2 separate regions of the Mus musculus genome follow, and region 2 is linked to region 1. The links are chromatin loops, found by intact Hi-C in ENCODE. Cell type or tissue: left cerebral cortex. All regions are shown on one strand. Links, peaks and the distances in the headings refer to the core of each region. The heading gives the core; the rest is flanking DNA. Region 1 overlaps Nrxn2 (neurexin II). Region 2 has its middle 96 kb from the start of Gm32245.

Region 1 (2,904 bases), core at 105-2,604:
CTACCTGGCGTTAGCCACGCTGCAAGCCTATGCTTCCATGCATCTCTTCTTCCAGTTCAAGACCACGGCCCCAGATGGACTTCTGCTGTTCAACTCAGGCAACGGCAACGACTTCATCGTCATCGAGTTGGTCAAGGGGTGAGGGGATGGGCACTGTGGTCCCCTGCTGACCCCGATAGAGCTCCTCCCTGGCCTTTGGGAAGGTTCAACACACCCAGACATCAGGTCAAGAGCCACATCTTTAGTCATCAGCCAGGAGGGTCCCTCTGCAGCCAAGATGGAGAAGCCCAACCCTGCTTCTGGGCTGTTGGCTCCTCGGCCACTTCCTTGCCAGGGTTCCCAGTCACGTCCCTTCTCTGGCCACTGTCCTCTTTATGGCAGAAGTCAGCCAAGTCTTTCTCTTGCCCTGGAGAATTGCGCCCTCAAGTAGTTCAGACCCTGCTTCTAGGGGACCCCTACTGTATTACCAAAACTCCCCTTCTGTCAGGTCCTCTTTTGGGGGCCAAGAGCAAGTGCTTCCGTGACCTCCCTGGGACAAGACTTCATGCCTCAAGCTTCCAGTGCCATTTTTTGGTCCCTTCCCATGGGATCCCTTGTCTACCCCTCTGCCCCAGGCCCCTGGTTTTTCTGCCAGCAGTAGCTCATTCTCGCCTGGCATCTCTGTGGTGCCCGTCTGATCTGGTGTTTCCTCCCTACCGTGGGGCAGGTACATCCACTACGTGTTTGACCTGGGAAATGGCCCGTCCTTGATGAAGGGAAACTCAGACAAACCAGTCAATGACAACCAATGGCACAATGTGGTGGTGTCCAGGGACCCAGGCAACGTGCACACACTGAAGATCGACTCCCGCACAGTCACGCAGCATTCCAACGGTGCCCGAAATCTGGATCTCAAAGGTGGGGCTGGAACCTCTGGAGAAGGCCAGCCTTACCCCAGACCCCCTTCTCCATTGAGATCAATCCCCCGCCCCCTGAAAGGGGGTCAAGGCCGCTCTCCCTCACCCCTCTTTCCTGTTCTCCATGGTGTCTGGCTGACATTTCCCACCTGTGTCTTACTGGGCTCTCCTGTGAAGCCACTTCAGATGGAGCACTGGCCAGGCTATTTCCCACCAGGGTCCCACCATCTCCAGTGACTGTACAGCAGTCACTGAAATTGTCACTGCCAGTCCCCAGTGTAGGTGGCCGAGAGGAAGAGGAGGAAAATGAATAACAGGAGGGGTAGGGGGAGAAGGAGGTGGTGGACTGGGCATTGGAACAGGAGACGTAGGCTGCAGCTATTTCAGAGCCATCTGGGGTCCACGAGACCTCCTTGCACACACATGCCTGGAGCATCCCTTAGCTTTACGGGCTCCACGTGTGTCCGTGTAACCCAAACTGTCAAAACCTGGGGAAGACCTTCAGAGACAGTGGATTCACCTCCCGAGTCCTCAGATCCAGCAGCTTGGTTGGCAGTGCTGCAAATTCACCTTGCTCCCAGGAGAGGGCGATGTGTTACAGAGACTCAGAAGTGGCAGCAGATCCGGGACCCGGGCTTCAGCTATGATGTCCAGGGCTGCCGAAACTCCAGTAGACATGCAGGAGAACTAGGGCCCACGCGGGAGATTAGACATCTCTGAGGAAGGCCTCCCCCAAGAACCCCAGTTGTCAGGAGGACATCAGAGAAGAGAAGGCTGCTGAGAGAAGGCCTGCGGTTCTGGGAAACAAGTCTTTGGGAAGGAGGCAGCGGGGGCGGAAAGGCTGTAGAGCCGCGCATCCATGAAAGGCCCTGATTACAGGACGGAACTGGAATCAAGCGTGTAGGAGAGAACATGGAGCGGGTCCCTCCAGCTGCCCCCCACCCCCACTACCCCAGGCATCTGGCTTCTGAGGGAGGGGAACACACAGATGGCGAAGGGAAGAGAAGAGGAAGAGGTGGTGTTGGTGGGGAAGCTGAGGTTTGCTGTGTCTGTTAGGGATACCATGAGCCTTTCAGGTGTCTGGAGGACCCAGTGGTAGGGTGTCAGCATCCGGGGACAGGGGTAGGGACAAGGTGGGGTGTTGATACCACTGCCTTTGCAGGGGAGTTGTATATCGGTGGCCTGAGCAAGAATATGTTCAGCAACCTGCCCAAGCTGGTGGCCTCTCGGGATGGCTTTCAAGGCTGCTTGGCTTCTGTGGACCTCAACGGACGCCTCCCAGACCTCATCGCTGACGCCCTGCACCGCATCGGGCAGGTGGAGAGGGGCTGTGATGGTGAGTGTGGGCAGTGTGGGGCAGTTAGGTGTGGCCCTGAGGCTGACAGGGGCCTCCTCATGAGCCTGTCCCAAGAGCTCTGGGACAAGGCAGGCAGGCAAAGGACGACCACATACTCTCCCTGTTGCCTCCCACCCCGACTACTAGCCAGAAGCCTAGCAGTCTTTGAGTGCCCCCTGTTCTATCCCACCCCATCATCCCAGTTAGTATCTGGCCCTTCTAGTCTGACGGATCAAAGGGCAGAGCCTCTGGCTGGTTGGGGGAACATCTACAGCCCCTGGGCACGTGGCTAAGCCTGGGGCGTTTCTCCTTCCTGCTCTTTCCAGGCCCTAGCACCACCTGCACCGAAGAGTCTTGTGCCAACCAGGGCGTCTGTCTGCAGCAGTGGGATGGTTTTACCTGTGACTGTACTATGACTTCCTATGGAGGCCCTGTCTGCAATGACCGTGAGTGCCAGCAGGGCTGGGCTGTGGGTGCTGCCATCCTATCCTCAGTCACAGGAACTGTCTGGGTGGGAAGAGGAGGAATTTTTGCTTCCTTCTGCTCCTCCATCACCACAGAGGTCATAGAGGCTAGTGGATGCTGCCCCGCACTGCTGCCCAAGTCTCTGGAGCCATCTGTTGGCAGCTGGCCTCTCCCTGTTCTGAGCTGGCCGGACATCTGATTTCCCTA
Region 2 (2,904 bases), core at 322-2,821, 170 kb after region 1:
ACCAAGTATTTTACCCACCCTCTATTGTGGAAGCGGAGGGTTTTCTTAGGTCCTGTAAGTGATGATCAGCCCTCCCTCCCTACTCTGCATCCTCTGCAAACCCCCCATCCCCCACACCATCTCCTGCAGTTCTTAACTACCAGGAACTGATGTAAATTTTACCCTGAATTTTGTCCCTGGCCATTACAAGTTGTAGTATAAGCAGCTATTCTGCCATCCTATGGCAGGGACCACCAGCAATGGATTCCCCATCACCACAATCAGGTCCCCTTCCCAAGGCCTGTCAACTGAGAAGGGTCCCATGAGTATAGATGTCCCTCTATGCAGGGATGCACAGCACAATACGGCTGCACATCAAACGCTACACAGAATGGATCCCTACTTTGGAATGCTTAGAAGCAGAGCCTGGGACCAGGGTTTGCTAGAGGCCAGCCGGCTGGGACAAGTCCCTAGAGGGTAAGGGCAAAGGTCAGGGAAGGGAGGGGCTCAATAAACACTGTGGATTATCTCTCTCAGAATGAGTGTTGAAGTTTAATCCCCATTATGAGAGATTAAGAGATACAGGGCTCTCCCTCCCAAGTGGATTAATCCACTCCTGTGATTAATGGATTGATGAGTTAGTTATCTCCAGAGTGGCCCTGTTATAGAAGCCAGCTGGCCAGATCTCAGGAGAGCCCTGCTTCTTGCCATGTGATGCCCTGTGCAACCTTGGGATTCTGCCAACAAGAACATCATAGATGCTGCCCCTTGACCTTGGACCAGACCCATGAGCCAAAATTAACCTCCTTTCTTGATTGCTTACCCAGCCCGTGGGTTTGTGTTATCAGCAACAGAAAAAGACTAAGACAGAAGGAATGTGACCTTAGAGCTAAGTCCAGCCCTGGACAGATCCAGGGAGGCTTGGGGACATCAGTTGTACACGAGACTTCTCCAGATCTGAGGGAGGGTCCAGCTTCCTGGCCATTGCATTAGTTAGCCATTGACTGTGGGCTATATCCAGAGCCTGCCAGACATGGCCCTCCGTGGAGGGCCCTTCACCACAGAAGGGAGATCTGGTTGGGATGCCAGGAGAAACTGCCAGACAGAGCACGTATGTCCCAGAGCGCAGCCGTCTCCTCTGCTGCCTCAGGCTTATCCACTGATCAATCACCATTCCACTGTCTCTGGTGCGTGTCAGTCACCCATCCAACATGTCCCCAAGTAACAGGGGACACAAATCAAGTTCTGAGAGATGCCTCACTGTGATGACACCCTTCTGGCTTCCTGGAGGGGAAAACAAAAAACAAAAACCTTCCCCATCCCAGCCTACCTCTGGGGTGCCACCCTGACAATCCAGGGGGGTCATCTAGGAGCCGAATGGCCGAATGGGTTCGAAGCCACAGTGTTTCCTTAAAGCCTCCACTAATAAGAAGCAGGTTCCCCTGCGACCCGAGCATGAGCTGCATTTGAGCCCTGAGCTGCACCTCTCCCTCCTACCCACATTTATTCTCCAAGCACTGCTCCTGCCCCCACCCCCAGGCAGTGGTGCTACACTGGGAGCCAGGAACCAAGTGGTCGAGAGCGCCATCTGGTGGGTGAGAGGGCAAGTCACTAGAAGGGACGGGAGAGCCAGGATTGCGATCCATCTATCCCCATGCCTTATCGCAGAGAAGGCTAGGCAAGGAGCTAGGCTGCAACGGAATTAAAGGAAAAAGAGGAAAGGGAAGAGGGGCCAAGGAGCTTCCCCGGGGATGCCTGGACACCTGTTCCAGATGCCTCTGCCTGCCACTCGAGGGAATGGCAAATCACCCAGGACACACCCAGGTCACGCCGAGGTCAGTCTCTGCCCTTTCTCTCTCTTCTGGAGCATTTAAATCCGGTTTTTGTTGGTTGGTTGGTTGACTTGTTCTGAGGCAAGGTTTTATTTAGCCATGGCTTGCCTTGAACTCCTGATCCTTCAGCCCCATTCCTAGCCCCCACCCCCCACCCCCACCCCAAGTTCTGGGACCACAGGCATGTGCCACCATACATGGCTAAGGGGTCATGTAAAAATCCATTTGCAGGCTCATAAGATGATTCAAAGTGCCACAGAGACTGATAACCAGTGAATTCAATCCTGGGGTTCCTGCAAGCTGTCCTCTGACCACCACCACACATATGCACTGTGGCATGAGCAGGCACGCATACAGATACACATACACCAGATAAATATACACTTATTTTTCTAAATTCTGTCTGTTTATTTACAAGAAAACTGGTAAAAAGGTTTTCAGAAAAGGAGCCACGGTCATCTTCACCATCAGCAGCAGTATCCCCTTTGAGAAGGTTCCAGCTAGTGGGGTGTCTATGTAACCTCTCAGCCCTTTAGGGATCCCAGAGTCTGCTAAGCTGGCTAGAGGGTGGACGTCCGAGCTCTGACCTTCCCCTGTGCAGACACATCTGTGGGGCAGAATGGAGGCACTACACGGCTGGAGATGACACATGCCCTGGGCTCTTGCCCTCTGGTTCTGAGAAGGTGAGAGGAAGTGGCTCCATCTGCCCAGGAACACTTGTTAAAGGCGTACAAAGAGACCACCAAGTCTTTCACTTCTCAATTTATACACTTCTCCAAAAGCGTGGTGGTATCTAGAGCTAGCGGGGCTTTGGGGTTTGATCTCATTTTTTTGTATTTTTCAAGTTAAAATGCAGTTGGGAGCCCCAGGCATTGTGTGCCTTGGGACAGAAGAACATGTCATCCCCTGTGAAGAGCAAGCTCGATCAAGCCTGCACTGGGGGGTCTGCACACAGCGCTGTGTGGGCGCCACGGATCCCTGAGTGTCTTGCCATCCTTGCCTTTCTCACTCCCATGGCTCAGCGGAGGACCTGCCACAGAGGCAGTCACAACCAGCAACCTAAAACAGGTGCTGTCTGGCCCTCCACAGAAAA

What was found. Peaks named below come from ENCODE experiments on the same cell type or tissue, not always from the same donor. Only the 100,000 strongest peaks of a DNase experiment are listed, where the experiment ranks them.
Region 2: it touches region 1 in a loop (6-fold over the local background); 21 of 42 quality-filtered maps call a loop at or near these places.

The regions. Positions count from the first base shown.
Region 1 is chr19:6,490,778-6,493,681 of GRCm38, forward strand. It overlaps Nrxn2 (neurexin II), which reads left to right. Exons shown (of 23, transcript NM_001205234.2): 14 at 1-138; 15 at 707-897; 16 at 2,059-2,232; 17 at 2,559-2,678. It overlaps Gm52381 (a long non-coding RNA gene), which reads right to left. Exons shown (of 2, transcript XR_003952843.1): 2 at 227-1,765. Among named protein-coding and RNA genes, the nearest start is that of Gm52381, 5.0 kb to the right of the region's middle. In left cerebral cortex, for the core only: a CTCF peak has its summit at 1,474 (motif pointing right); a DNase peak (open chromatin) is centred at 1,542; H3K27ac peaks cover 823 bases.
Region 2 is chr19:6,661,994-6,664,897 of GRCm38, forward strand. No RefSeq gene overlaps it. Among named protein-coding and RNA genes, the nearest start is that of Gm32245, 96 kb to the left of the region's middle. In left cerebral cortex, for the core only: a CTCF peak has its summit at 1,566 (motif pointing left); a DNase peak (open chromatin) is centred at 1,568.